Linked DNA regions of Homo sapiens: regions 1 and 3 are each linked to region 2. A link is an interaction called in ENCODE POLR2A ChIA-PET data of the cell type or tissue named here. Cell type or tissue: MCF 10A. All regions are shown on one strand. Links, peaks and the distances in the headings refer to the core of each region. The heading gives the core; the rest is flanking DNA.

Region 1 (11,678 bases), core at 3,006-8,005, 50 kb after region 2:
AGTGTATTGTTTCTGAGACTATTCCTTTCTCCTCTATTCTCAAAACATGTCCACATCTCTACTCTAGAGTTGTCAGGACAAATGGAGGATCTCTTCCACTCTGGGGTAGGCCCTTTTAAGATCAGACTGGGATGACCTCTCCACTGTTCCCATCTCCCAAAAGGCACTGTCCCTTAAAGACAACATATTATATTGGTTTTACCATCACCAGTAGTGAATATAAAAGCACAAGAGAAAATATTATGGTGTACCTATAACCACGAGCAACAAACCTCTCTACTCCATATTTGCCTTCTTTATGCCTCCCTACCATGTCTTATAGATATTACTAAATCATTACTGTAAGGTTCCATGCATTTTCCCCTCTAAAGTACCATGACTTTAATGTGTTTCAAAACACCTAGTATTACTGTTCCTGTAGAAAGACCCCAATGCTTGCAAGATCAAAATGGGTCAGAAGAGGGTGGGAAGGAAATGTAACTACATTGTGTTACTCTTGAATGCTACATTTATTTAATAGTTAAGTACGGTTGGAAGGATAGTCAGCTAAAGACAATAGCAGATTATAGATCAGTGACCTTGAGGTGGAAATAAACCCAGAACAGAAGGTATAGGCATATTTAGTGAAAATAATTGGGCTGCCAGAGAGATTGGGGGAAACAATTTCCTGCTAATAAAATCTAACAATAAAGAACACCTGCTAGCAGAAATAATCTTGCCAAAATTATAACTCTCAAGTTGTCAAGTTGGATTTTGGACTTAACCTTGTTGAAGTCATTCAATCATTCAAGCAAGCATTTGTAAAACATCAATTGATTATGTAGCATTGCATTTGATCCCCTGGAGTAAAGAGAAACAAAAGACACAGATGCTTTCCTACAGAAATTTACACTCTGATCCTTAGTTTTATGTGTCAATTCAGCTAGTCTACTGTATCCAGTAATTTAATCAGACACTAATTTAGATGTTGCTATGAAGATATTGTGTACATGTGGTTAACATCTATAACGGGTTGACTTTAAGTAAAGCAGATTACCTTCCATAATGTGGGTGGGCCTCATTCAATCAGCTGAAAGGCCTTAACAGTAAAAACTCAGGTTTCCTAAAGAGAAAAAATTCTGTCTCCAGACTGCAGCATCAATGCCTGCCTGAGTTTCTGGCCTGCCAGCATGCCCTACAGATTTGGGACTTGCTGAAATATATCCTGTTTGCTCTGTTTCTCTAGAGAAACCTGATTAATACACACTGTTATAAGCAATTACAAGCAAATAGTAAATGACAAGAATAAATTGGTTCCAAGATGCTTTACAAAGTCATGCCCAAGAGTGCACAGACACTGAGACAATTCTGGTATATAGTATAAATACGACAGCAGAGCCATGTACAAAAAAGACGACAGGAACACAGAGAGTGTGCCTATATTTGCCTGGGGGCAATCACTGTCAGGAATATCTGAGATTTGAAAGTATACCCTGGGAATCTGTTACAGGGAAAGGAAAAAGCACATACAATTGAAAAGAAATGCCAGAATGCAAAGTATATCTGTTGAAGCACAAAGTGAAAGGATGAGATGGAGGTCAAGGGATAGAGCAAGGGATGTGGTAAGAGATCAAGTAGGATGCATAGGTGGAAACAGTCATATCTGCATGTGAGAAAGATCATAAAATCCTGGAGCAAGGGGCCCAAATTGTTTTATGCCCTTAAATTCCACAGCTGTTCAAATAATTTTTCTTGATTTCACAAACCCATAAGTAAATATCACTGAATTACATTAAGATTCTTATTGTAGGCCCGGCGTGGTGGCTCATGCCTGTAATCCCAGCACTTTGGGAGGCTGAGGCGAGTGGATCACGAGGTCAAGAGATCAGGACCATCCTGGCCAACATGGTGAAACCCCGTCTCTACTAAAAATACAAAGATTAGCTGGGTGTGATGGCATGCACCTATACTCCCAGCTATTGGGAGGCTGAGGCACGAGAATCACTTGAACCCAGGAGGCAGAGGTTGGAGTGAGCCAAGATGGCGCCACTGCACTCCAACCTGGTGACAGAGTGAGACTTCGTCTAAAAAAAAAAAGATTATTATTGTAAATATATATGCAGTCAAAAAGGGAAGTTGAACAAGTTCAGCAATGTGAAAGGATACAAGATTAATACACAAGACTCTATTTCTATATGCTAACAATGAACAATTTAGAAAAAAAATTAAGGCAGCAATCCCATTTACAGTATTATGCAGCAAAAAGAACGAAGTAACTAGAAAAAACTTTAACAAAAGAAGTTTAACAGCTGGGTACAGTGGCTCATGCCTGTAATCCCAGAACTTTGGGAGGCCAAGGCAGGTGGATCACTTGAGGTCAGGAGTTCAAGACCAGCCTGGCCAACATGGTGAAACCCTGTCTCTACTAAAAATACAAAAGTTAGCCAGGTGTGGTGGTGGGTGCCTATAATCCCAGCTACTCAGGAGGTTGAGGCAGAAGAATCGCTTGAATCTGGGAGGCAGAGGTTGCAGTGAGCCAAGATCTCAGAGCGAGACTCCATCTCAAAAAAAAGCTTTACACTTACACACTAACAACTACAAAACATTGTTGAAAAATATTAAAGAAGATTTGAATAAATGGAAAGACATCTCATAGTCATAGATTAGACAACTTAACATTTTTAAGAAGGCAATGGTCTCCAAATTGATGTATAGATTCAACGCAATCCCTATCAAAATCTCAGCTAGTTTGAATTTCTGCAAATACTGACAGGTTAATTCCAAAATTCATATGGAAATATAATCAATCTAGGATAGCAAAAAAAAAAAATCTTGAAAAGAACAAAGTTAAAGGACTCACATTTCAAAGCTTACTACGAAGCTACAATTAATCAAGATAGTGTGGTACTGGCATAAGGACATACATATGCATCAATATACATCAATGGAACAGAATTAAAAGTCCAGAAATAAACTCTCACACTTATGGTTAACTGATTTTCAACAGGGATAGCACGATAATTCAATGAAAAAAGAATAGTCTTTTCAACAAATGGTGCTGCACAACTGGATATCCACATGCAAAAAAGTGAATATGGACCTCTACTTTATACTTTACACAAAAATCAACACAAAATCAGAGGCCTAAATGTAAGGGCTAGGACGATAAAATTCCAAGTAAATATCAATGACCCTGGGTTAGGCAATGGTTACTTAGAAATAACACCAAAACCACAATGACAAAATAAAAAATAAGTTGAACTTTATGAAAGTTTAAAACTTTTATGCCTCATAGGACACCATCAAGAGAGCAAAAAGACAACACACGGGATGACAGAACATATTTGCAAATCATATATCTGACAAGGAGTTTATATCTAGAAAATATAAAGAACTCTTACAACTCAACAGTAAAAACAAATAACTCAATTTTTTATTTTACTTTAATTTTTTTTTTTGAGATGGAGTTTCCCTCTTGTTGCCCAGGCTGGTGTGCAATGGCGTGATCTCAGCTCACTGCAACCTCCACCTCCCAGGATCAAGCGATTCCCCTGCCTCAGCCTCCCTAGTAGCTGGGATTACAGGTGCCTGCCACCACACCCAGCTAATTTTTTACATTTTTAGTAGAGATGGGGTTTCACTATGTTGGCCAAGCTGGTCTCGAACTCCTGACCTCAGGTGATACACCCACCTCAGCCTCCCAAAATGCTGGGATTACAGGCATGAGCCACAACACCTGGCTAACTCAATTTTAAAATGGGCAAATAATTTGAATATGTTTCTTCAAGGTAGATACACAAATGGCCATAAGTACATGAGAAGATGCTAAACATCCTTAACCATCAGGGAAGTGCAAATCAAAACCACAATGAGATATCATATCACATTCACTAGGATAGATAAAATTAAAAAGTCAGATAATAACAAGTAGTGGTGAGGATGTGGAGAAATTAGCACCCTCACATACTGCTGTGGGAACACAAAACGAGGCACAATTTGTGTTTCCATTTTGGAAAATAGTTTGGCAGTTCCTCAAAATGCTAAACAGAGTTGTGGTCACACCACTGCACTCTAGCCTGGGTATCAGAGTGAGACTCAGTCACAAAAAAAAAAAAATACAAATAATAAAAATTAAAAGTGGGTGAGTATAGTCACTAGGACACTGCTGATACATTTTACATGCCTAAACAGTATTTCTCAAATTTGAATATGGAATGGAGTCTTTTATATTAAGGAGCCCTGAGAAAAACAAATTGTGAAATTCTGTATCATCATTTTAGCTTCATGATTGTTACTTGGTAACAATTGTTAACCCAAAAGCAAATGTGACTGAAAATAATCTAATATCCAACAACAGGTAAATGGATAAGTAAAATGTAAAATCAGCCAGGCGTGGTGGCTCACACCTGTAATCCCAGCACTTTGGGAGGCCGAGGCGGGCAGATCACGAGGTCAGGAGATTGAGACCATCCTGGCTAACACGGTGAAACCCCGTCTCTACTAAAAATACAAAAAATTAGCCGGGCGTGGTGGCAGCGCCTGTAGTCCCAGCTACTCGGGAGGCTGAGGCAGGAGAATGGTGTGGACCCAGGAGGCGGAGCTTGCAGTGAGCCGAGATCTCACCACTGCACTCCAGCCTTGGCGACAAAGCCAGACTCCGTCTCAAAACAAAACAAAAAAAACCAGAAACAAACAAAAAAAGAACTATTAAAAAAAAGGACTTATACATAGTAAAATGTAAAATCCATACAATGAGATACTAATCAGCAATTAAAAGAAATGAACTACTGACTCATGATACATGTGATGAGCCTCAAAACAGGCTAAGTGAAGGAAGCCAGGGACAAAATACTACATGTTATTTGATTCCATTTATATGAATGTCTAGAAAAGGCAAATTTATAGAGACAGGCAGTAGACCATTGGTTGCCTAGGGTTGGGGTGGGATTGGGGATTAACTGCATATAAAGATGAGGGGGCCAACTTTTAGGGGTAATGAAAATATTTTACACCTGCATTGCAGTGATGGCTGCACAACTGTATCAATTTAGGCTTCTCAGTTGCTTATTCTGTTTTTTCAAGGCTGCAAGCTACCATTCCTCCATGGGTCTGATTGAGTCTAACCTTTTAAATATAGCGCACTGAGCACACCATCCTGATGACTCAGGCGCATCTCCATAAACACTAATTATTGCATTTTGCTGTGCTATAGCTCCAACATAGCAAAAGGGTTTACTGAAGTATGTGAGAGTGTCTGTTCCTCCATTAAATGGCCCCAGGCTACTGTGGCTTAAGTTCTTCCTGTGTTGTCATCCTGTCTATTTCTTACTTCTGTTCATGGCTTACATATAGCAAGTACTCTTTTTCTCCTTTCCGACGTACTGACTCTATTGTTCTTTGAATTAGGAAGCTGACTTATTAAACTTGTTAGTTTAGAGCTCTGTATAAATCAAGACCAAAGAAGTTTTAGGCAGGAGCTTTCAGATTCCCCAGTATGTAAAATGCATAAGCTCTGGCACATGCACTTGGCTTTTTCAAAATACTCTCGTCCTTTACTGCAGTTCAGATAGTTGGACCATCCGATATTACTGTGCTGGGACTCCTCTTTGCTCAGCTCTCATCAACTAAACTCAAAGAACTCAAGAGAATGACAGCTTAGTCATCAGATAACCTGGACACATGTGGCCACTACCCACTCCTGTGCCCAAAGCAGACTTTGATAAATGATCATAACATTTTGTTTTTTAACTGAACACAACATGCCTCAGAATTCTTTTCAGCAGCCCTTTAGGAAGGCACTAACGATACTGAAATTGCCACTTAAGATAAAACCCAGAACCATGGCCCAAAGCAAAGGCCCTCGGACATTTCTGATTAGGAACTATAACTATTTCCTAAATTTTATAATCTAATTATATTTAAAACACATACTGATACATAAATTTTCCTGGAAAGATATAAAAGAAGTTGGTTGTACTATTTGCCTTTGGGGGAGGGTAGCAGGCAGCAAAGGTAAAACGGAAAGTTTTCACTCTGTTTCTCTGTATTTTTGTTTTGTTTTGTTAGACAGGGTCCTGCTCTGTCACTCAGGCTGGAGTGCAGTGACATAATTGTGACTCACTGCAGCCTCAAACTCCTGGCTAAAGTGATCCTCCCACCTCAGCCTCCCAAATAGCTAGGACCAGAGGCATGTACCATTATGCCTGGCTAATTTTTTAAAACATATTTGTAGAGATGGGGGTCTCCCAAAGTTGACCACGTTGGTCTTCAACTCCTGGACTCAAGCGATCCTCCCAACTCGGCCTCCCAAAGGGCTGGGATTATAGGTGTGAGCCACTGCACCCAGCCATACTCTGTATGTTAATATCTTGTGGATTTTGAACATGTGACCATGTTACTTTGTTAAAAATAAATCTTTAAAACTGTGTAAGTAAAGCTTACCAGGACACATTAGAAGAGAAATGACAAGGACAGTGCCACATACAGCTGGAGAGAATAAAACCTAGTTATTTAATCCTTTTGCTTTCCATCCTCAACACCTGACTTCCATCTCATAGTCTCTAAGACACTGCTTCAGTTCCTGCCATCATGTTCGCATTCCAATCAATAGAACAGGAAGAGAGAATAGAGCACAATCCTTCTAAGGACACAACACGGGAGTTGCACATATTTCTGTTCACATCACTGTGAACAGAAATGTGTGATCAGAACCTGCTGATATGTTCATATATAACTGCAAGGGAACATGGGAAATATAGTCTTTAGAAGGTGGGCATCCAGTTAAAACTTGGGGAGTTGTATTACTAAAGGAGAAAGGAGCATAGTTGTTGGTGTACAAACAAATGCGGCAATCTCAGTCACAAATAATTAGTGCAAAATTCAGGGTGGGAGTTATCTCGGGTGGGAGGGAAGGGAATGCATTCCAGGGGATTTAGGAGTATTGATAACATTTCATTTCTTAAGTGATCACAACATGGAGTTTATTTTTTAACTGTTATTCCTACATATATATAGTATATAAAATATTCATTATGTGTATTTCACAATTTAAAAAAACAGGCTGGAGCTGGGTGTGGTGGCTCATGCCTGTAATCCCAGCAATTTGGGAGGCCGAGGCGGGCAGATCACGAGGTCAGGAGTTCATGACCGGCCTGGCCAACACAGTGAAACCCCGTCTCTACTAAAAATACAAAAATTAGCCAGGTGTGGAGGCGGGCGCCCGTAGTCCCAGCTACTCAGGAGGCTGAGGCAGGAGAATTGCTTGAACCTGAGAGGCGGAGGCTGCAGTAAGCCAAGACCACACCACTGCACTCCAGCCTGGGCAACAGAGTGAGACTCTGTCTCAAGGCAGACGTTGCGGTGAACAAAGACTGCGCCATTGCCATTGCACTCCAGCCTGGGCAACAGAGTGAGACTCTGTCTCAAAGAAAAAAAAAACAAACAAAAAAACAGGCTGGGCGCGGTGGCTCACGCCTGTTATCCCAGCACTTTGGGAGGCTGAGTCAGGCAGATCACTTGAAGTCAGGAGTTCAAGTACAGCCTGGCCAACATGATGAAACCCTGTCTCTACTAAAAATACAAAAACGTATTGTATTTGTAATACAATACAAATTTACAATTTGCAAATTGTAAATTAGCGCACGCCAATCCCAGCTACTTAGGAGGCTGAGGCAGAAGGATCACCTGAACCCAGGAGCTGGAGGTTGCAGTGAGCAGAGATCATGCCACTGCACACCAGCCTGGTGACAGAGTGATACTCCATTTCAACAAAACAAAACAAGACACAACAACAAAAAACACATTAGTTGAAGCTGAGTATGAGTGCATGTGGATTCATTGTACTAGTCTCTCTACTTGAAAGCGTGCTTAAAATTTTCCCAAATAATAGTTCACACAAACACACATACACACACACTTTATATATATATATATAATAGTTTAATCCTAGTATCATTTCAGACATACAGTACCTGTAAAAACCAACTTTGTAAAAATTGTTCTAAATGTTCTGTTACATTATACATAGATGAGAAATAAAGAATTGTGCTATTCTTAAACTGTTTACAATCTAATTGGGAGGTCAAGACTAAAACAAAAGATATGATGGAATGACCAAATGAAAAGTACAGACAGAATCCAGAGAAAACAAAGATCAGTTCAGTTTAGGAAGACTGAGGTTGCTATAACCCTAGGAAATGAGCAAATGTGACAAAAATAGTAAGTCTTTAATCAAAATAATAATAAGCAAGCAAACTAATTTTAAGCAATTGGATTGTGCAGGTCTCTTCATGCAGCTGTCATTTTGTTTCAAAGTTTAGAATTAAGTTAACTGCAAACTGAGGAAATAGAAAAATAAGCAACTGTTCCACTTGCACATATTAAAATGGATTTAGTTACTTTATAACCAAATCTAGTCCATCATTTTAGGGAAGACTTTTGAACAGATGCCTCCAGTCTCTCTGAATAGGCAGTAAAAGCATGATTATGGGTAACTGTGGTTAGTCTGCTTTCTGCTTAGGTTGGATCTCCATTCCACAAATTACAAATTGTGACCCTGAAACACCCTGGAGATTAAGTTGATTAATCTCTTTGAGCTTCAGCTTCCTCATCTATAAAATAAGTTTAATAATAGTATCTACCTACTAGAAATACTGTGAGGGTTAATACTGTTCTTGGAATAGTGTCTAGAACATAGTAAACATTCAATAAATCTTGTTGTTACTTGCCTTTTTCATGGCTCTTTGAAAATTAGCTGTTTTCCCTACAGTTCATTGGAATGGGGAAGGTTATTTCAGACAAACTAGAGATCTCAACTTTTGTAAAATGTTTTTAAATAAATTTTTTAATAGCGATGGGGTTTCACCATGTTGCCCAGGCTGGTTTCGAACTCCTGAGCTCGAGCGATCCGCCCACCTCAGCCTCCCAAAGTACTGGGATTACAGGCGTGAGCCACCACACTCCCCAGCCAAATTTCTGTAAAACATGTCTTGATTTTGCAAGTACTATAAAGTCCAAACAAGGCAAGCTTGCAAGCCAAGTCCAGTGAGCTGCCAATCCCTGGTTTAAATTTTCATGAAGAACAATGTTAGGTGACTTATTGCATAAAGATGATGTTAAATTAAACTCGACAACCTACAGGGCTTAAACAATTCTAATTTAGAGTTCAAGCTTGATTATTACTCATGTGGGTAGAAACTTGATGATAATCCAGTTAATTTTAAAATCTCATTAATTTGTAAATGCCACCCATCAAATGCTAGAGTCTAGCTTTCTTCCTCAAAAAGTTGGGAGGCCAAACTGTGGTTAGTAGCAGTTTGTCCCATTAAAGCTCAGACAATCCAGTTGGGGAGGTATGACTAAAAACAAACAAGATGTGCAAAACAATATGTGATTAAGGGCTAACCTGTTGTGACGTCAATGATGGATAGGCCAAGATTATGGAGCGCTCAGGCTGAGCAGGAACAACCAGAAAGAAATGGCACTGTGTGTGGACAAAGTAACATTTTGCTCAGCTTTAAAGCACAAGTAGAATTCAGATTACAGGGGAAGGAGGAACAAGCTATAATAAAGGCAGAAAGACAGGGGTGAGCTCAGCATGTACCAAAATCAGACCAGACAATACAACTCAACAGGGAGACTTTACATTTTGGAGAACTGGGGAAAATAAACTTGCATAAACATGGTGCAGGACTGGGAATGGCTCATTTTTTCTTTACAGATTTATCCAGTGTTGAAATTATTTGCCCTGGGGTTCCTCACCTCTTAGTATGGAGAAGCAAGAACAAACCATATTAGGAATACTGCTTTTGAAGAGCAACTATGAGGTTTCTCCAGGGCAAGGACCTTAATTCTATTAACCTTTGAATTCTTAGCACCTGGGACAGTAACTGGCACATAGTAAATAAGTGTTTCCAAAATGCCTGGCAAATAAATGACTGAACAGCCACATAGCAGCAACCCAAACCAGCAGGTCAGAACTGTCTCTCATTTAAAAAAAAAAAAAATAGGTGCACAAGTGTGGTTGAGAGGTCATAATCTATAAACATTCTCAAAGAGATGTGTTTTATCACCTCTACTGCTCACTCCTGTTATACATAAACCTTTTCTTTAGCATACATTGTTTTTTTACTTAGGTTTGATAGTACAAAACCCTAAACAATAATTTCTTTGTTATTTATTTTTTGAGATAAGAGTCTCGCTCTGTCACCCAGGCTGGAATGCAGTGGCGTGATCTCAGCTCACTGCAAGCCTCTGCCTGCAGGTTCAAGCTATTCTATGCCTCAGACTCCCAAGTAGCTGGGACTACAGGTGCATGCCACCACACCTGGCTAATTTTTTGTGTTTTTAGTAGAGACAGCATTTTGCCATGTTGCCCAGGCTGGTCTCGAACTCCTGGCCTCATCTGATCCTCCCGCCTCATCCTCCCAAAGTGCTGCGATTACAGGTGTGAGCCACCAAACCCAGCCCTATTTTTAATTAGAGAAAAAAGCATGGCCGGGCACAGGTGGCTCACGCCTGTAATCCCAGCACTTTGGGAGGCTGAGGCGGGTGGACCACAAGGACAGGAGATTGATACTATCTGGCTAACACAGTGAAACTCTGTCTGTACCAAAAATACAAAAAATTAGCTGGGCGTGATGGCACGCACCTGTAGTCCCAGCTACTCAGGAGGCTGAGGCAGGAGAATCGCTTGAACCCGGGAGGCAGAGGCTGCAGTGAGCCGAGATCGTGCCACTGCACTCCAGCCTGGGTGAAAGAGCGAGGCTCCACCTCAAAAAAAAAAAAAAAAAAAGAAAAAGAAAAAGAAAAAGAAAAAAGCAAGGGCAAACGGAGACATAAGGCATTGCTTAGTTCATAACTGCAAAGCTGTTGTCATCAACATCATTTATTTACCAAATTAAAGGTAGAATAGTCCATTGGAGGTATCAGGAAATCTGTAACAGTTTAAGACTACAATTTATTACATGCTCTCCCCCAAAATAAACCCTGTTAAGAGCTCTATCAAGCTTCTAGAAAGTTTTTTGACAGTAACATGCCTTCTGCATCGAGTTCAGTGCCTCATATTTATTAGTGAGTTATTTCTAAAGGCAGATACACTGGAGCAAAGATACCTTACATTTATTATATAAGGAGTCACTTCATAGCTTCTATTTAAACTTACAAACATATATAATATAGAGATTTTTAAAATCACATGCACACATTGTTAAATTCGGTTTAGCCTAATGCTGCCTCCTTACATATTTTAAGTTTAGCCCAAGGTTTCCCTGTACATAATGAACTGTAACCTAACTGGATGTGTAAACAGTCTGTAACCTACTCTTGTGCCAATCACCAAGTTTTGGCCAATCAAAGGTGGCCAGCTGTTCAAACCATGTTCAAATAAGGCAAACGCGGAGGTGTTAACCAATCTGGGTGGTTCTGTATCTCACTTCCAATTTCTGTAGCCACTTTCCTTTTTCTGTCCATAACTTCCACCAAGTAGCTGTGCTGGAGTCTCTCTGAACCTATTCTGGTTCAGTAGCTGCACGACTGGTGAATTGTTCTTTGCTCAATTAAACTCTGTTAAATTTAATTGGTCTAAGGTTTTTCTTTTAACAACAAAAGTACAATTTGTAATATTCCTATTATGTAGCAAACCTGGTTCCTTTTTTTTTTTGGAGACAGGATCTCACTCTGTCACCCAGGCAGGAGTACAA
Region 2 (11,678 bases), core at 3,007-8,006:
GTACGTGATATCTGACAGCACAAATCTAGTGGGGAAAAAAAATCAATGATTACAGGTTTGTATATGTTTCCAACTGCTTCTCTTACAAATGACCACAAACGTAGTGGCTTGAAACAACACAGATTTATTCTGTTATAGTTCTGGAGTGCAGAAGTCCAGATGATTTTTCAGAGGCAAATACCAAAGCATCAGGAAGGCTAGCGACTTCTGGAGGCTGTTGGGGAGAATCCATTCCTTGCCTCTTCCAGCTTCTAGAGCCTGCTGACATCCCCTGGCCCTGGACTGAAAGCACACCCCAATCTCTGCTTCAATGTCACATCATCACCTTCTCTCCCTCTGACTCTCTTGCATCCCTGTTATAAGGACCCTTGTGATTACACTGGGCCCACTGGGTCACCTAGGAGAATCTCCCTATCTCAAGATTCTTCACCTAATAACGTCTGCAAAGTCCCTTTTGCCATATAAGGTGATGTTCACAGATTCTGGGGATAGGGATGTGAACATCTTTGGGGGAGCCATTATTCAGCCTACCACAGGTTATTGAGTGCTATAGGAGCTAAAAAGACTGAGAAAGCAAGAGAGAGCCAGAGAAGGATTTTCATCAAGAAAGTGGCATAAAAAAGATCACTCTGGTAGCAGAATGACTGCAGCAAGGTCAGACTGGGGGTAGAGGAACCCATGAGGAAGCTCCTTGGAAGGAAAGAGTAGAGAAGAAAAGAGAAGCCGAAAACCAGCTGGCGGTGGAGGGGCAAGGAGAAGGACGGACAAACATGGGAAGCACTATGGAGCTGGAACCCACAGAAGCTCCGGAGGGGAACCCTCAGTCTGAAAGGATGTTGGTGGAAATGACAAGGAAAGTAAGAATTTCAGCATTCATCTCTCGGAATTCCAGTTGGTGATTTAGAATATCTGTGTCATTTTCCTATTGATGTCACCTTAAATGGATTCCACTATTGGACCAAACACGCAGGCATTTTCCACAATGTGGGTGTTGTAAAAAGTTGATCCATCGTCTAGGCACTAATTAGAACTTTCATCAGGAGTTAAGGATGTGGATGCACACATAGTACAAGGAGGCCACAGGGTCAAGTCCATCCTTCACTTCACCTCAATGCTGAGTTAAAAGGGGATAATGCAAAGGACTTGAAAGTTTCAAAGCCAGAAGATAAATCTGATGAATTCATCTGAGTAAAGTCTAGTGATTAAGCCTGTGAGCTTTGACATCTCACACACCTGGGTTCCAACACTCCTTTGCCACTTTACCAGCTTTGTGACCCTTGAGGGAGGCTAGTGAAGAACACTAGTTTCTTCATCTTTAAAGGAGAGATAAGAATGCATATTATATGGTTGTTGTAAGGGTTAAGTAATATACTATTTCATGCCCAATACAGTGTAGATCTTCAATAAACGTAATTATTATTAACTGGAAGACTTATTTAAAAGAATCATAATCAGAAAAACATACTGTTTATTACTAATAAATCTACTAAGGCTCCCATTAACAGTTTAAAAAAAACCCCTCACACAAGTAGGGATTTCAAATCTGGAAAGAAACGTTATCAGCAAATCCTCACAAAATAACTATGGATAATCTAATGACATGGGTTTAAATATTCATGATCAGTGCCAGCTGAATTGGATTTCTTGAGTTTCTATTCTAGCTTTAACTATTGCACTGGACTTCACAACTATTTTAAGGAATATAGTAAAACTTCCTCCAAGTTTAACCAGCTGTCCTGGCACCAATACTGAATTAGGAAAAAAAATTAAGTGAACAGGTGTCCTCAGTTTATGAGCTAGTTATGTTCCTGAAAGAATATATGTTGCAAACTAGATTTTGCAAATCAGAACTTATTTTCTCATAATAATTTCAGATATGTGTTTCTCTGGAAAAATTCAGTAACTTTTTAAAAATTTTAAATCAGACGATTAGGGTAGATGGTATCTGGTTTTCTGGCACGGATGAAGTTAAACAGATTGCCCCAAATTAAATTTTGGGTCTTGCTAGGGTCATGTTTTGACTAAAGTGGCAAAGTAACTCTCATCTTCTGGTAATGAAAAAACACCCCATCCTGTAATTGATGAACTGAAAGATGTTCAATCTAATGTACAATGCATTTATTTGTATTACCTCCCTGGAGCAAGACATTCTACTTACATAAAAGACAGCAATTACCCAACTTCAATAAATGCTTTACATAAATGGGACTTGATGAATAGACACACCATTAATCAAAGGCAGAAAAAGAACACCGAGGGAAAATTAGAGTTTAAATATAAGAAATTAGTAAAAATCAGCCTTCCGTTGACAAGGCTTATAGTAAGGTGTGGTGTATGATTTTTAGGACTTAATTTCAATTCATCATTGGGATTTTGTTTTTTCAAAGTAACACTTGCAGAAAGCAGGTAAACAACTTAAGAGTTTGCCTGAAGTAACACAATTTGGCCAACCAGCCTCCTATTTGCAAACCTAATTACCTAAGTACCAAATTAAATGATAATCTTCACTGTCCACACTCAGTATTTTTAAAATGATATCCTCTGTGCTCTACTTCACCTTATTAAACATTCAGTGAAGTTGCTCATCAAGTCATCGTTCAACAAGGACAATCAATCATAGTTAATGGCCACTATGAAAACCAGCCTGCAACACCTAGTAGACAATTTTGTAATTAGTAGCAAGTGTGGGACACAGCCTTTTGGTAAGGAGGGTCCTAATTCCTCCATCTTCTGGGGAGTGAGAAGGGAGGGACAGGGAGTAAACCGAACCATCCCTGCAAGACAGCTGAGCACACTGCACGGAGAGTGGCACTCTGAGGATGGGGCCAGGAGAACTTTCTGGGGCTCTGCAAGGTTTCTGAGAAGGAATGCAAGGGCCATAAGAATACCACTGGGTGCCAGGGTGTTTTCTTCAAGCTGTCACTCACCTTATTCCCTATCAAGCATGTTCTCAGCCATGTCAGTAACAATTTTGGAAAAACTCAGTCCCCTCATCCTAAGGGTATATACCCATCCCAGTATCTCAGTATCTCTTTGGAGCCAGAAAAGAAGCTAGTTTCAAAGACTTCAGATAGGTACTCAAGACTGCTCTGCATCCTTCCCCAGGGCTGCTGTGCCTCAGGTGGCACTATGCAGTGCACTATGCACTTTGTCCTCGTGGTCCCAGACTCAGCACCCCGCAGAGGCATGCAGAATAGAGATGCAGGTCTGAGCAAAAAACCATTTCTGGAGATTTTTTTATATCACTCATCTCATTTGAGATTAAATCATGCACAAAGGAAGGGAAAAGCAAATCCTCCAAGAACAAAATTGCTGAGAGAAAAAAGGAACACATTAAAAAGCAATAGACAAGTAACCAAGACAAGCAGACGGGTACTGCAGCCCTGCCTCTATCGGCCCGTATGTTTCACCTCACACCCATATGCTCTCTCTCAGTTCCCATATGGTTTTTCTTTTTCAATATGAAATTTGGAGTGGGGTAAGGGCAGGGACGAGCAGCATTTTATAGAAACTTTGTTTCTCTAGAAGTTGCCACAGACACAGAGTATCCTAGAGCATCTTAGACAGGAAAGCTGAGGTCAACAGAGGCATGGCCAGGCTGCGCTATGCCTGACTCTGGCTCCTTCCTTCCATCTTTTCTCCAGGGCCAGATACTTGTGGATGTCCCATCATAGTTATGGGTTCGCTGGCCCAGCCACAGGCATTTGTTCCTGTTCATGGTGGTCTCCTACCAGAAGCCTAAACCTGAGCAGATGACCTACAAATGTGAGTGTGCCAAGGAGGCAGAAGCCCAGGAAGCTCACTGGCGCTGACCTGCTGATGTCCAGGTCTTCACCTGGACCAGTTAGGGCAATGGTGAGGACCCCGGCCTGTGATTCACGATCTTCAATGATAATGTGACCTGGAAAAGTACTGTGCCTTCAAATGTTTACAGCAGCGTTATTCATATAACCAAAAAGTAAAAATGACTCAAATGGTCGTCAACTGATGCATGGATAAATGAAATGTGTGTATCCACACCACGGAATATTATTTGGAAATAAAAAGGAATGAAGTACTGGTACATGCTACAACATGGATGAACCTTCAAAATATTATGCTAAATGAATGAGGACAGACATAAAAGGACAAATATATGACTTCATAAACAGGCAAATCTATAAAGACAAAAAGTAGATTAGTGGTTGCTTAGGGCAGAATGGAGAGTGATGGCTAATGGGTGTGTTGTTTCTTTTGGGGATGGTGAAAATGTTCTAAAATTGATTGTGATGATTGTTGCACAGCTCTGAATATACTAAAAACCATGGAATTATACACTGGAAATAGTAAAGTGTATGTCTCTATCTCAATAAAGCTGCTGCAAAAAAAAAAAAAAAAAAAAGCCTTGCTTACTGATCATCAACAAGCAAACATATCCTATCAATAACAGGAGGCTGCTCAAAACCTGAGACCAGATGATAAGAGCTCCTTACATTTTTGTTGTATTAGGAGATAATATTTAAAAGTTTTTCTTGTTGCTCTTTCAGTATGTCTATTTCATATGCTTCTCTGCTATCCAGCACCCAATCATCTTGAACTATTTTTTTGTTTTCCTTTTAAAGGCGTTTACACAAGTTGTTTTTTTTATAGCCTTGGTGCCTCCTTGCACAATTTATGCATCTGCAACTTTGAAAATATGCATCTGACAGACATTCTACCTAGTGCCTATATAACAGATCAAATTTTTAATGACACTTAGGCTGGGTGCAGGGGTTCATGCCTGTATTCCCAGCAATCTGGAAGGCTGAGGCAGACGGATCGCTTGAGCCCAAAAGTTTCAGACCAGCCTGGGAAGTTTAAGATCGCTTGAGCCCAGAAGTTTCAGACCAGGCTGATCCCAGAAGTTAAAGACCAGCCAGTAATTTTGTACTTTTCACAGAAAAGTACAAAATTAGTCAGGCATGGAGGTGCATGTCTGTAGTCCCAACTACTCGGGATTGCGCCAATGCACTCCAGCCTGGGTGACAGACCTAGACCCTGTCTCAAAAAAAAGAAATCACTCTTATGTCATGCAAACAGGGCTAACAGACATCAGTGACTTATCAAAAGTGTGTTGCACAATCAGTAGCTCAGTCATAACAAACTGAAGCACGTGTTCACTTTCGGACGGAGCCTTTTGAGAACACAGAGTACTTTTAGGGAAGTGATTTATAATCAGAACTGTACATCCTCAAATAATTTTCAGTAAATGGGTCCAGGCAAAATAATAGTCATTAAAAGAAAAGAATTTGCTCAAATTATATTTTAAAAGTTTTTTTCCTATCCCAAACTCAAATGTCCATAAGCAGCTCATTATTTCAATTCAAATATAACTCAGTTTAAGGCCCCTCTTCAAAAGCTTGTTTTTTTTTTTCAAAAATAAAAAAGAGAAACTTATGAACATCATATTAGTCAATACAGTACCTGAAAAACAGATGGCTTATGAAGAAAACCAACATTGAGAATTAACTCCTTTTCTATCAGTTGGCCTTATCTTATGCCACAGTGGAGTCTCTCTTAAAGTTACATTTTCACTTATTCAGTCAAGTGGGTATTTATAATGACCTTTACAAAGAACTGGCATGAGGAGTTAAGTCTAACTAAATTAAGTATTTAAGAAGGACCACAAAAAAATGATAAGTGTGTGAGGTAATGCATGTGTTAATTAGCTTGATTTAGCCACTCCACAATGCATAACTATATCAAAATGTCATGTTGTACACCATAAATATATGCAGTTTTTATTTTTATTTATTTTTTTTCTTGAGGCAGAGTCTCACTCTGTCACCCAGGCTGGAGTGCAGTGACATGATCCCGGCTCACGGCAACCTGTGCCTCCTGGGTTCAAGTGATTCTCCTGCCTCAGCCTCCCAAGTAGCTGGGACCACAGGTGCACATCACCACACCTGGCTAATTCTTTGTATTTTTAGTAGAGATGGGGTTTCACCATGTTGGCCAGGGTGGTCTCAAACTCCTGACCTCAAGTGATCCGCCCACCTCGGGCTCCCAAAGTGCTGGGATTATAGGCGCGAGCCACCGCGCCGGGCCTTTTATTTGTTAATTTTAAAAATTAAAAATAAATTTAAAAGGCTTCAAAAGCAAATAATTTTTTAAAAGCTTAATTTAAAAAAAAGGAAAGGGGAAGGAGGAAGTGTACTGACAATTGGGACACTTTGCATACATCTCCTCACTTATTATTTAAAACAACCTTGGAGGCAGTTCTATACTAATTTTACAGATTTAAAAAACCAAGTTTCCAAAACGATAAGTAACTTGTTAATGGTCCCACAAACTAGGAAGCAGCAAAGCTCTAATTCAAACCTACAATTGTGTAGCTCAACTATTTTTCCATTGCTTCAAATTGCCTCTACTCACACTGCTTTTTCTTTTCTTTTTTTTTTTTTTTGAGATGGAGTCTCGCTCTGTCCCCCAGGCTGGAGTGCAGTGGCACGATCTCGGCTCACTGCAAGCTCCGCCTCCCGGGTTCACGCCATTCTCCTGCCTCAGCCTCCCGAGTAGCTGGGACTACAGGCACCCACCACCACGCCGGACTAATTTTTTGTATTTTTAGTAGAGACGGGGTTTCACCATGTTAGCCAGGATGGTCTCGATCTCCTGACCTCGTGATCCACCCGCCTCAGCCTCCCAAAGTGCTGGGATTACAGGCGTGAGCCATGGCGCCCAGTGCTTTTTTCTTTTTAATGAGAAAGATGGGGGAAAATTCCATTTAAATAAGGCAAAGAATAAAAGAAAATTAGAAATTGCTAGGGCAAGAAAAGTTTTTCATGAAAAGGAAATATGTAAACAAAATGCTAGAATGTTAACTTTTCTGTGATCTTAATCTTTTGACTCTTTAAGACATCTTCCTAATAGAGTTATATAAAACTACAACCTTTTTCTCCTAGGCAGAGGAAAAAAAGTTTCCTATGGAGCTACTTTCAAATCACAGTTTGTTGAGCAAAACAAAACAGAAAAGAATATCTCTGCAAAGTTTTATAGAAGAAACACTGAGACTGATGTATGGATGTATGTGAGTGCCTCTGCTACCAAGACGATGTCTGTAGAATAGCAAAGAGAATTAGTGAAATGTCCTAAATAACAAGAACAACAAAAAAAGATTGACGGTGAAAAATACACAATTTATTTTCATATATTGGGAAGACTGTCAGTGAAAGTTTAGGGCTCAGAAATAAGCCAATGATAAGCTCTCCAAATGTATTTCCACTGTTAACAACAGCACCATTGCTAGAAGTGCTGACATGAACCAGTTCCATGTTATTTTTTTAAATACTGAGATGGCAGCAAGGATGAAAGTCTGGAAGGAATGGTTTCCTTTAACCTTATACTTCATACTCTTCCAGATGATGGAATCATGGGCAGTGGGCAAGGTGGCTCATGTTTGTAATTCCAGTGCTTTGGGAGGCTGAGGCGGGAGGATCATTTGAGACTAGGAGTTTGGGACCAGACTGGGCAATAAAGTGAAATCTTGTCTGTAAAAAAAAAAACTTTAAAAATTAGCCAAGTGTGGTGGTGCATGCCTATAGTCTCAGCTACTCGGGAGGCTAAAGTGGAAGGATCGCTTGAGCCTGGGAGGCAGAGGTTGCAGTAAGCCAAGATCACACTACTACACTCCAGCCTGGGCCACAGAGTGAGATCCTACCACCAAAAAAAAAAAAAAAAAAAATCAATCAAGAAACTTACATGAAGACCTGTGCAAAAGAGAATAAGGCAGAGACTTTAAAAAGTGAAAAGGCTTTTCCTTCTGAGAAGATGAAAAAAATAAAATAGAAACTTAATGAGATGATGTACCATGTCAGATTCTCCACATATGGTTTACCTTCTGTCTCCCAATCCCTGTGTTTTCTCCCCACTTTCCAGTACTGTCTTATCACACTATCAGCAGCCACTTAACAATAAGCCACTGGACAATCTGGTATAATGGAAACGGTACAAGCTCTGGAGTCAGAGATCTAAGTTGGAAGCCATCCTCTGCCACTTACTATTTGTGTGACTTCAGGCAAATTACTTATTCTCTTGATGTCTTTCTCCAGCAAAATGGGAACAATACCTGCTTTCAAAGTTGTTTTAAAGATTAAATGAAATGATACATGCAAAGTGTTTAAAAAGTGTTAGCACCTGGCCCGGTACAGTGACTCATGCCTATAATCCCAGTACTTTGAGGGGCTGAGGCAGGAGGATTGCTTGAGGCCAGGAGTTCGAAAACAGCCTGGGCAACATAGTGAGATCCTGTCTCTATTTATAAATAAAAAATAAAAAAATTAAAAGTGTTAGCACCTGTAACTCCTTTTCCCTTCCTCCCTATTAGTTTAGGTTTATTCAGCACCTCCACTCAGGGCTCTTTGTAAGGGCTTCATCAAGATATTTTTTATCCCCAGTACCATGAAACATAAACTGTGTCTGAGGCCCACTAAGCTGATCATTCTGGGACTAACTTCTATTTGGTGTGTCAAAGGCAGGATGCATCTGATTCTCATCCAGAAATCAGAAGGAAGGCTCATTGGTGTGGATTTTTTCTTTCTTTTCTTCCTTTCTTCCTTCTTTCTTTTTAAGAGACAGGTCTTACTCTATTGCCTGGGCTGTAGTGCAGTGCACAATCATAGCTCACTGCAGCCTCAAACTCCTGGGCACAAGCAAGCCTCCCACCTCAGCCTCTCCAGTAGCTAAGACTGTAGGTGCATACCACCATATCTGGCTAATTAAAAAAAAATTTTTTTGTAGAAATGTGGTCTCACTTCGTTGCCCAGCCTAGTCTCAAACTCCTGGCTTCAAGCAATCCTCCTGCCTTGGCCTCCCCAAATGCTGGATTACAGGCATGAGCCACTGCATCCAGCCCTGGTGGGGGTCTTATTCATCCATTCTATTTCACTATTTTTGGTACACTAGGGCTACAGAAAGCAGAATAGTGAGGTGCAGAGTGGGGAGGGGGGTGAGTGTACATTTAAAGTAAGGAGGACACAGACTCTAAAACTGTCCTGTGTACTAGATGATAAAAATGTTAACTAACTGAGGCCAACAAGGTCATTTTCTGCATGAGCCATAGGTGAGAAGCTGACCCCTTCCTACTCTCTATTACATATTTTAAAAATTGGCTAAATCACACTTAACCTACCCCCACCTCCACACACACACACAAACCCAAAACTGGATCCACTGAATAAAAGTATATTCCTTCTAAGCAATAAAATGTTTTCATAATGTATATAGTTATGTAAGACTATCAGTTACTAAGTCTGAAAAGCAGATCTTCCCCTAACAGCAAGAGCTTTTAAATCAGAAAACCAGGAGCATGCTGAGGAATCTTGAGAAAGTTTGTCTTCATTCCATCAACATAAACATTCTACAAGTCAGTCTAAAAAAAACAAATAAAAATTCAAATAAAATAAAGAGCCATGGTGGAAGAAGCCTTCTCTTTAAGTTTAATCTGTTTCTTGTAAGCAAGCTCTACAACACTTAAAAATATCTGCCAGAATTGGGACAAGAACACTGTACAAATTTTGATAGAGTTGTTTTTCAGATCAGTTTTGCTGCTGTGGCTGCTGGAACACATTCTTCACCTAGCATACAAGGTGAGGGCAGTGGTTAAAATAGTTCTAAATGAAGGCCGGGTGCAGTGGCTTATGCCTATAATTCCAGCACTTTGGGAGGCCAAGGCAGGCAAATCACTTGAGGTCAGGAGTTCGAGACCAGCCTGGCCAACATGGCGAAACCTCGTCTCTACTAAAAATACAAAAATTAGCCGGGCATGGTGGTGGGCGCCTGTAATCCCAGCTACTGGGGAGGCTGAGGCAGGAGAATTGCTTGAACCCGGAAAGCGGAGGTTGCAGTGAGCCAAGATCACACCACTGGACTCCAGCCTGGGTGACAGAGCAAGACTCTGTCTCAAAAAAAAAAAAAAAAAAAAAAAAAAAAAGAGTTCTAAATGGCATGGACCAGCCCATTCACAAATATGAATTAAGTACTTACTATGTGTCAGGTACTCAGATAAGACACCTGAGATAAAGTAAGGATACGAATGAATCCCTTCCCGTTCTCTAGGACCCCACATAATTACCAAAAAAAAAAAAAATCAGACAATTGTCATATAATACATAGGTGCTGACATGGCAACAAGTAGAAAATTGTTAAGAAAACACTAATGTGGGGCAACTAATGCATAATGGGGGTGGGGTGGGGTGGAGTGGGGGACTCAGGACAGGACACACAGGTAGGCTTTTCCAGAAGAGAAGACACTGTGTAAGGAGAAAAGGTCACTGTTTGAAATGATCAATGCCAGGCAAGGCTTCCAACACATCTCAAATGTTTCTGCTCCATTTAGAGAATGTCAACAATTCTACGGAATGCAAAGGTTTATACAGATTTTATCACCTCCTTGAAAACTCAAAGACTTTGGTTAAGATGGCGGGCTCTGGGATGAAAGGAGGGCACGGAGGGACACAGGAAGAGGTAAACCTTTCTCAGATTAACAGGATGTTGCCCCAAAGTGCCACTCTGAAAGAAAGCTACAAGCATGTCATGAGCTGGAGAGAAGGGCCCACCTAGACACCATGTGCAGCACGTTAGAGCCATCATCCTGCCAGAAAACAGAGATGGACTCTAATAAAAGCAAAAAAGAAACAGTTGAGTTACAAAAAGCACAAAAAGCTTGTGGTATTTGCACAATTCCTTAAAGAGGGAGAAGTCAGAAAGAAAACCACACTCCTGGTGCAGGGACTTAGCAAAGAATAAATCTCCCAAGATGAGGATTACTAGTGAGCAAGAACTGTCTAGTTCTCTGAGGTTTTGGACATCTAAAAACCTCTCTCTCTGAAGATGCTTTCTAAAAAGGTATGTGGAGGCTGGGGGCTGTCAGAAAGGAGGAAGGTTATTAGGTTGAGGGCTTTATTCCTCTCCTTCTTTGAGAAGATATGTCTTTCAATAAGTTTATTCACATTCTAGCCAGCTGCAAAACAGGATTGAGAGCCAAGTTCCTATTGCCAAAGTTCACTCTTCAAACCGGCAGCCTGAGGTCTGATAACCAGTTAAAATGCTCAACACAATCACCGCCTTTTGGTGGAAAACAGAGGCTGCATTGTTTAGAGATACATTTTCAAGTTTAACTCTTCTAGAATTATGAAATTCAAAACAAGAGCTATTAGTATTAGGTTCAATCAGTATCAGGGAAGGGAATTTTTGTGTATATTAGTTTGGATTCCTTTCTTATTTTTTCCTCCAAAGAATCATTAATTGGATTCCTCTGGTGATGGTCAGAAAAGTAAGTTGTCAGTAATGATGAGTACTCACAAACTGAAAAGCTGCTTCAAAGTTATAAAATTCCACATATGTGCTCTACCGCATTTCTACAATACGTTGTATCCTTAAAAATAAAAATGTCTCTTTGGGAGGCCGAGGCGGGCGGATCACGAGGTCAGGAGATCAAGGCCATCCTGGCTAAAACGGTGAAACACCGTCTCTACCAAAAATACAAAAAATTAGCTGGACGTGGTGGCAGGCGCCTGTAGTCCCAGCTACTCGGGAGGCTGAGGCAGGAGAATGGCGCAAACCCGGGAGGCAGAGTTTGCAGTGAGCCAACATCACGCCACTGCACTCTAGCCTGGGTGACAGAGCGAGGTTCCGTCTCAAAATAATAATAATAATAATAA
Region 3 (8,185 bases), core at 1-5,000, 84 kb before region 2:
AAAGTTAGCCAAGTGTGTTGGCACATCTGTAATCCAGCTACTCGGGAGGCTGAGGCAGGAGAATCACTTGAACCTGGGAGGTGGAGGTTGGAGTGAGCTGACATTGTGCCACTGTACTCCAGCCTGGGTGACAAAGTGAGACTCCATCTCAAATAATAATAATAATAATAATAATAATAATAATAATAATATAAAAGAAAATAAAGAAAATAAAAAGCAATCAAAGATAACCACTGACAAGATTTTAGTATAAAGCCTTCCAGCCTTTTCTCTATGAAAACACACACACACACATACACACATGTACACACATTTCTTCCTTTAAAAATGCCATATATGGCTGGCTACTGTAGTGAGGGGATGGCAGTTAAAACTAAGGGCAGGGCATGGTGGCTTCACGCTTGTAATCCCAGCACATTTTGGGAGGCCAAGGTGGGAGGACTGCTTGAGCCTAACTAAGAGTTTGAGACCCGCCTGAGCAACACAGCGGGACCGTCTCTACAAATATAAAAAAATTAGCTGGGCCTGGTGGCATGCACCTGTAGAGCCAGCTACTTGGGAGGCTGGGGCGAGGGGATTGGTTGAGCCCGGGAGGTGGAAGTGGCAGTGAGCTGAGATTGTGCCACTGCACTCCAGCCTGGGTGACAGAGTGAGACCTTGCCTCAAAAAAATAAATAAATAAATAAATAAATAAATAAATAAATAAAATAAAATGCCATATATGATTTCTCTCTTTAAAAAACTGAGATCATCCTACGTTTGTAATTTTTAGATTACAATGTCCTTTGCCACTTAGATATCAGCATATTTTCCTATATCATTAAATATTCTTCTAAACATAATTTTAAGTGCTACATAGTATTTGTCTATATGACTGTTCCATAACTTAATTCCCCATTGTTAAAAACTTTAGGATATTTCAACTATTTGCTTTATAAAGTTGTGTTAAAAACCTTTGATGTATATCTAATTTATTCTCTTAGAAATGATATATGTAATTTGAATTTTAATAAATTTAGGAATATATAGAACATAACAATTTCATAATGTATTAAAATTTACAGAATGAATCCTCAATTATTACACATTTTGGCTATATTATTGTTACAAAAAAGTTTGTGTACAAAATTGTGTCATATTTCCTAGGACAAATTTTCAGAAATAGAATTGCAGCATTAGAGAATATGCACATTTTTGAGACTTAGTAATATATTGCCAATTTTATACTCAGCTAATTAAAATAAACTGATCTATTGTGTTATCTCTGAAAGTATTTCAGACAACATAGGTGCTTAATAAATATTTTCTTAAATAATAAACAAGCTATTCATTATTTTTATAACGGTACCTATAAATCGGTATGTAATCTCTGTATTCTTAGGTACAGGAGAGTAACAGTCACAGATTTCAGAGTCACAGATTTTATCTGAAAATCATAATTTTTCCAATATAATTTCAGTATGCTTTCATATGTCAGACATCCGGGTGAATTCGAAAACCTGTGTATTTTGAGCACAATTATGCTCCTTAAAAGAAACAACACATGTAAGGTGTGATGACTCCAATGCAAAGGATGTATCGAGGAGCACACCCGAACTCGGCACCCAGTGCTAAGCATTTGTGGCAGTACTTTATTATAAATGATGTCAAATTCTCATCCCCAGAAGACAGACTTCATTTCATATGGAAATAACCACGTTACTCAGAGCCAATTTTATAACTAAGGTCTAAGAAGTTGAGAATAATGCAATGTTTTCAAGTAATGAATTTGATTTTTCTCATTTCAAGAGATGAGTTTTTAAATAGTTTGAGACCTGGAAGCATCACTGGAACAAATATATTTATTTAGGTTAATCCATATGAAATTGATGTTTCTGTAGGTTATTAAAAAGGTGGAAAATCAGCATTTTCTTATGGTTCAACTTAACACATGTTCTCAAGATGACTATTTTGAAGGGTAAAACATGGGGTTAACGAAGAACCTTTACTTATTTTCATAAAATCTGATGATGGCTTTCCTTAAAAATGTAAGCTGGTAAATCATGTTAAAGGCATTACAGAGCCAGAACAAAGTAAGGGCTAAAATATAAAGCACTGGCAGCTTTTTCTGAGCCGTGTGTAATTGGAAAGTTGTCTGTTTTTAGTAATTATTGAACCTGTCTGGGAGAAGTTTGGTTGGCTACTCCAGTTTAAAAGCAAAATAAAATAGCAGTAGGAAGCAGCTGAGCAGCTGGGAAATGAAAAGGGAGTCACCCCGCAGCTGGGCAAACAGCAAAAGGTCAACGAATCTACACACACCTTGCATTTCTTTCTAGGCTTGGCTCTTGTTATTCCCTGCCTGAAGCAAACCCACATACTATTATATTTGGGTCTTGGTTCCAGTTATATCTTAAAATGAGAGGGTGTACACACACACACACACACACACACACACACACGTTGCTCAGCTGTCTGTATTCTTGCTAATAGGAGTGAGGAAATGAGAACATGTGACTCTCATTACACTTGGATGAAAAGGCACCTCAGGCCACCCCGAGTATCTGAGAAATATTTCTTTTAAATAAATTATCGCAAAGAAAAAATCTGAACTTCTGACTCTTGCTTGACTTGGACACTGAGGACTAGTATAAACAGGTAGTTTGCACAAACTAAGCCTGAGAGAAAGGATACTGCGCTGACTGCCAGCAGGGTGTTCCTTACTGACTAGTGTGGGTTAAAAGGAAAACATTTGAGTCTGACCTAACGCTGGAAAGAAAAGAGTGTATCTCATCATAATGTGGTTCAGCACAATAGCTGAGTATTCTCTACCTAGTTCGGTGGTAATTTCCGGAAAGCAAATTTCTTTGTTGAGTTTTCCAATTTGTCTTAGGGTTTCCACTATTCACTAAAATGTTAACAGTTACAGTGAATGAATTTTAAAAGTTGGGGAGATAAACGCTAAAAGCTTTTTCGAGAACTCTAATTGCAGATAATGAATGCAAGTACAAACTGCATTATTTAAAATGTAAGCTGTTGACAGAAGTCAAATGTATTTTGTGTTTAAAATAACAGACAGTTCTCTTTCTTTTTCAGAGAAGTAAAGGAAAGCTTTTATTTTTTACAGGTGCATTTTGAATACATACTGCAAAGAAAATAACAGCTTCTCCACCAGCTTAATGCAAACACAAGCCTTTGCATACCAAATGACCTGACAGGCATATAGCCATGTAAATGTACTCCCATAGCATATTTTCCTGTTTGAATTCTTCTCTACTAAAACTTCATGCATAATTCTCCATTCAATACACCTAATTTATCTTTCTTGCTCCATTTTTCCTCAACTGCTGAAAAAATAGTCAAGTAGAAAACGACCCACGTCATGAATTTCCTTAGGAGATTGGGATATCCTATATGATAACTTGCACAGAAGTTAATATTTTTTTCTTACTGACATGGCCATATCATGTATCTGACACTACTCTTATAGTTTAAATCAAAATAATAAAAATACCTGTAGCAAATTTAATGCTTCGTGTTAAGAAATCACTATATATCTGAAAACTATATGTGTTGGAGAGATCAATAGATTAATGATATAGTTTCTACTTTTTGACTACTGGCTCAAAAGTTAGAAGACACGGATCCCAGGAATGGATCTACAATTACTAGGTGTCGGGAAATTATTTAATGCCTCTTGATTACTTTACAAGGTCGTCATGGATGCCAAATTGTGTGTCCCTGTGTGTGTATTTTTTTAATTTAAATTTTATTGAGTATTTACTATATATATCTATGTATACAATATATACAGATATGTACATATATACGTATAATTTACTTTAGCAAGCATTATATAATGCTCACTATGTGCTAGACATACTTTTCAGCATTTTACGAATAACATATTTAATCCTTCTAGAAACTCTTATGAAATAAGTACCTTTATTCTTCCCTTTATGTTGATGAAAAAACTGAGGCAAAGAGAGGTTATGTAACTTGTCCAAGGTCACACAGCTGGCACAGCAATGGTGGGAACCCAGACAGCCTGGCTTCAGATGAGGTGTTTGGGACTGCTACGCCATAACCTTTGGAAAGTCTAAAGTATCATACAATTGGAAGGCCTCTTTATCTAAGGGATACAGTCACTCTTAGTTATATGTAGGAATAGAGGAAAAGAGAGGATGAAAGATATTTATGTATTCAACATGTGCTTGGTGCTTACCACCCATAACCCACTGATGGGTGTGAAAAGAAATACTTGGTTTCCATCTTCTAAGAGTTTAAAATTTTGGAGACTAAAAAATGGGCCTTTGATATTCTGATGGGCACAGATGAAGGGAGGGCATCCAGGCTAGAAAGATGGTACAAGCAAAGTTCTAATAAGGCAGGGATGCGGGAAAGCACACAGGTGAGGTGGGCATGAGCAGACCAAGATGGCAGAGAAGGGGTCCAGGGAAGAACTTGGAAAGTAGATGGTTGGGTAACAAGCTGAAGGATAAGATTAGATAAGTTGGCATGGGCCAAAGAGTCTTGAAACCCCCACTAAGAAGGGCATAATGTATTCTATAGGTGTTGGTGAATCCACAGTGTTGCAGACAGTATGGTCAAAGCAGTGTCTTAGTAATAACATGGTGGAGATATGCAGGATGGCTTGGGGTGACTTCATTTAGTACGGAGGAAGAGGGAATGGACAATAAGAAAAAGAATCCACGATGACAGTTATAAGGCCTTTTCCCTGTTACCATTCTCTTTGACCTTTTCTTAAACTTGACATGATTCCCTCTACCATGGAGTTCAATGCTATCAGACTGGTCCCAACACCCATCCAAGCAGCAATTTGTGTACCACTCTGAGTCAGTCACTCACGGCTCCCTCCCCAGAATTTATATGTTCCTGCCTCTGCAGCTTCTCCCAAGCAAGTCCCTGAGCTGCTGTCCCCCAGCACCTCCTCCTTTTGACATTTGACCCATTCTCCATGGCAAGCTTAAATCTCACCTATGGCTAAGTGTTCCCTGGCTTCTCAGCCAGAGGGATCTTATTCTTCTGATTGCCAAGACAAGTATTGTCTTTCAAGACAGCTCTTCATTCAGAGTCTTCAGCACATAGCACTTTAGCTATATGTCACAGATCTCTGTGTACCACCCAGATTGTGGACTGTCCTGTAAGAAGAGCCAGGGTACCAGTCATGTTTATGTACCTTCAGATTCTTAAAACTGTCTCATATACAGTATGAGTAAAATAGGTGAGAATCAAATGAAGGATAAGAACCCATTTTATAGTAAGCTTGTCCATCCATTTATTCACTTAACAAATATTTATTAAACATCTACAATGCATCTGGCATTGTTCTTTTCTATCCTCGGCTTCCAAAATAGCACCAGCAATAAATACCTGGGATTGGACTAATGGGATGACAAATAGTTCTAAGTCATTTGTGAAATATGGTTAGTGTTGGAATTTATGGCCTCTCAGAAAAGAAATGATGTGGTGGTTTGGCAGGGAAGGGAGATGAAAAACAGTATGTTAGTGACAATATTTCCTAACTCTATATAGCCTGCTGCTTCACTAAATCCATTAATCACTAAAAGCTCTTCTGAGAAACTACATTCTTTGGGTTTCTTATCAACTACCTAAGATAAAGATCTATTTTCTACAATCAATACATAAGAGGACTCTAACTGTAGCTGAATTTCTGCAAGTGCCAGACTAACCAAACCACTGGGGTAATACCACAGCCTTGGAAGCCCACGCCCATTGTTTCCCAGGAAACTCTCAGGTGCGTGGGGAAAGCCACCAGGGCCACCTTCAGCTGAACCCCAGGAACCTAACACAGCCACAGTACCTCCCTCCAGGTCACAGCCTCTCTTTGGGCAAGCTGTCTCTCTGGCGGCTTGAGACAGTGGTAGTGGGCAGGAATTCCCTCAAAAAGAGCACTCAGGACACGTGTGCCATGATCTTTACATCTGCAATCTCCAGTCTTCTTGCTCTTTAGTATACCTGGCCAAACCCGCTGATGAACACAGACTCTGGAACCAGGAAGACCTGGATTTGAGTTCCAGTGCCATCAATTCTTAAGTGGGCAAGTTTCCTAATGCCCCTGAGCTCCAGTTCCTTCGAGGTAAAATGGGGATGAAATGACAGAATGTAAGCACACAGCACGGTGGGTAGTTATGATTCTTGACAGTGTCTAAGGTATGATGTAGAAGTAACAGTGCAGGCTTTGGGCCTTCATATCCAGGCTCTAAGCAGATAGGTGCAGGCCACTGTCTCCCAAAGGCAAAGCAGCAGAGAGAACTGAGGTACAATAAAAGCAGACCAACAGATGCCTTTTTGCTATTTCATGTTGAGAACTGGGCTAGCACAAACCTCATAAAAACTAAAACAATATATCAGTAAGGATGGCCTTGGAGGCGACTGCAAAGACACACATTTATAAAACACTCCTGAATTCACACTTTGGAAATGCTTTTGGCCTGTCTACACACACCTCTTATAATTAGCGCCTTTTTCAATGTATGGTGACAGTTACTCTAGAATCAGGTAGACATTAGCCCAGGTTTCAGGGTGCAATGTATACTGATTTTATTTATTCATCCACCAAACAGCTACTGAGTGTCTGAATACCAGACACTGTGCTAGGCCTTGAGACTAGAGATGAAAGACATAATCTCTCCCCAGTAGGGGTGACACAAAGGCCAGCCTACTCTTACTGCACTACAAATAGGAAGTGGATATATGCAGAGGTGGGAGAGGGGCAGTTGCTGGACTTCAGGGTAGGCTGAGTGAGAATTAGGTAGAGAAAAATTCCCAGGCTTCTTTGTAATCAGCTTATATTTAAGTCTGGAAGCCCATTTAGGGAGAGAAAAAAATGGATAATATATTTCATTTATATAAAGGATATAAAGGCATGAGAAGCCAGCCCTTAACATACACCTACAATGGATGTCTCTGTTTCTCAGTTCCCATCCCATCCCCCACCTCCCACTTAAGGCCTGCAAGTGAAACCAGAAAGTTTTTTTTCTTTTCTTTTTTTTTTTTTTTTCTTGTTCCCAGCATCAGGGCTGAAAGAGTTGCTGATCCCTGAGGTCATGAGTGGCCAGCAGGACTGTTACAATGATAAACTTTCACAAACCCACCTTCTCTCCCTGGGCCAATGTGGCTCTTCATAAATCAGTGAAAGCAAAGTTTACAAAACTTCAATTACACTTGCAAAGCAGCATTTATAGGACAATTCAGTTTGAGTAGTAGCATACTCATGGTTAAGAGCTCCGACTCATGAGACAGACTGCCTGGGTTCAAATCCTGCCTCTGCCCTTACTTGCTGTGAGGTCTTTGGCAAGTAACCTAACCTTTCTGTGCCTCAATTTCCTTACTGTAAAATCAGAATTACAATATTACTCACTGCCTAAGGTGGTGGGGGGGATAAAATGTGTTAACACATACGAAGAGCACAGAAGAGGCTGACATATAAGTGCACAGTAAATGTCAGCTATTGATATTTGAAAAGAATGCCATTAAATAATTCATTTCAATAACAGGTCATAATTTTTCCATGATTGGAGGGATTGTTGTTTCTAATAGAGGTAAAAGGAAGAAAATCAGCAATATTTCCATTTATATACTACTCTGCTTTTGCACTGCTATAGAGAACCACCTGAGACTGGGTAATTTATAAAGAGAAAGGATTAATTGACTCACAGTTCTGCAGGCTGTATAGGAAGCATGGCTGGGGAGGCTTCAGGAAACTTACAATCATGGTGGAAGGTGAAGGGGAAGCAGGCATGTCTTATGTGTCCAGAGAAGGAGGAAGAGGGCAAAGGGGGAGGTGCTACACACTTTTAAACAGCCAGATCTTGTGAGAACTCTATCATGAGACAGCACGAGCAGGATGGTGCTAAACCATCAGAAACCACCCCCATGATCCAATCACCTCCCACCAGGTCCCACCTCCAACACTGGGTATTACAATTCAACATGAGATTTGGTTGGGGACACGGAGCCAAACCATATCAGTGAATATGTTAAGAATTTTAGCAAAGCTCTTTATTTATTTATTTATTGAGACAGAGTCTCACTCTGTCACCAGGCTGGAGTGTAGTGGTGTGATCTCGGCTCATTGCAACCTCCACTACCCCCTCACACCGGGTTCAAGCAATTCTCCTGCCTCAGCCTCCTGAGTAGCTGGGATTACAGGCGCCTGCCACTG

The links. ChIA-PET counts read pairs that join two places held together with the same protein. Peaks named below come from ENCODE experiments on the same cell type or tissue, not always from the same donor. Only the 100,000 strongest peaks of a DNase experiment are listed, where the experiment ranks them.
Region 1: POLR2A ChIA-PET joins it to region 2 with 5 read pairs; 9 of 35 experiments call an interaction of 5 or more read pairs at or near these places.
Region 3: POLR2A ChIA-PET joins it to region 2 with 6 read pairs; 2 of 35 experiments call an interaction of 5 or more read pairs at or near these places.

The regions. Positions count from the first base shown.
Region 1 is chr12:63,899,298-63,910,975 of GRCh38, reverse strand. All of the region lies in intron 1 of SRGAP1 (SLIT-ROBO Rho GTPase activating protein 1), which reads right to left. Among named protein-coding and RNA genes, the nearest start is that of SRGAP1, 60 kb to the right of the region's middle. In MCF 10A, for the core only: no CTCF peak of the experiment used is centred there; a DNase peak (open chromatin) is centred at 5,245.
Region 2 is chr12:63,949,424-63,961,101 of GRCh38, reverse strand. All of the region lies in intron 1 of SRGAP1 (SLIT-ROBO Rho GTPase activating protein 1), which reads right to left. Among named protein-coding and RNA genes, the nearest start is that of SRGAP1, 110 kb to the right of the region's middle. In MCF 10A, for the core only: no CTCF peak of the experiment used is centred there; a DNase peak (open chromatin) is centred at 5,121.
Region 3 is chr12:64,033,882-64,042,066 of GRCh38, reverse strand. The region is part of intron 4 of SRGAP1 (SLIT-ROBO Rho GTPase activating protein 1); the gene reads right to left. Among named protein-coding and RNA genes, the nearest start is that of KICS2, 180 kb to the left of the region's middle. In MCF 10A, for the core only: no CTCF peak of the experiment used is centred there; no DNase peak of the experiment used is centred there.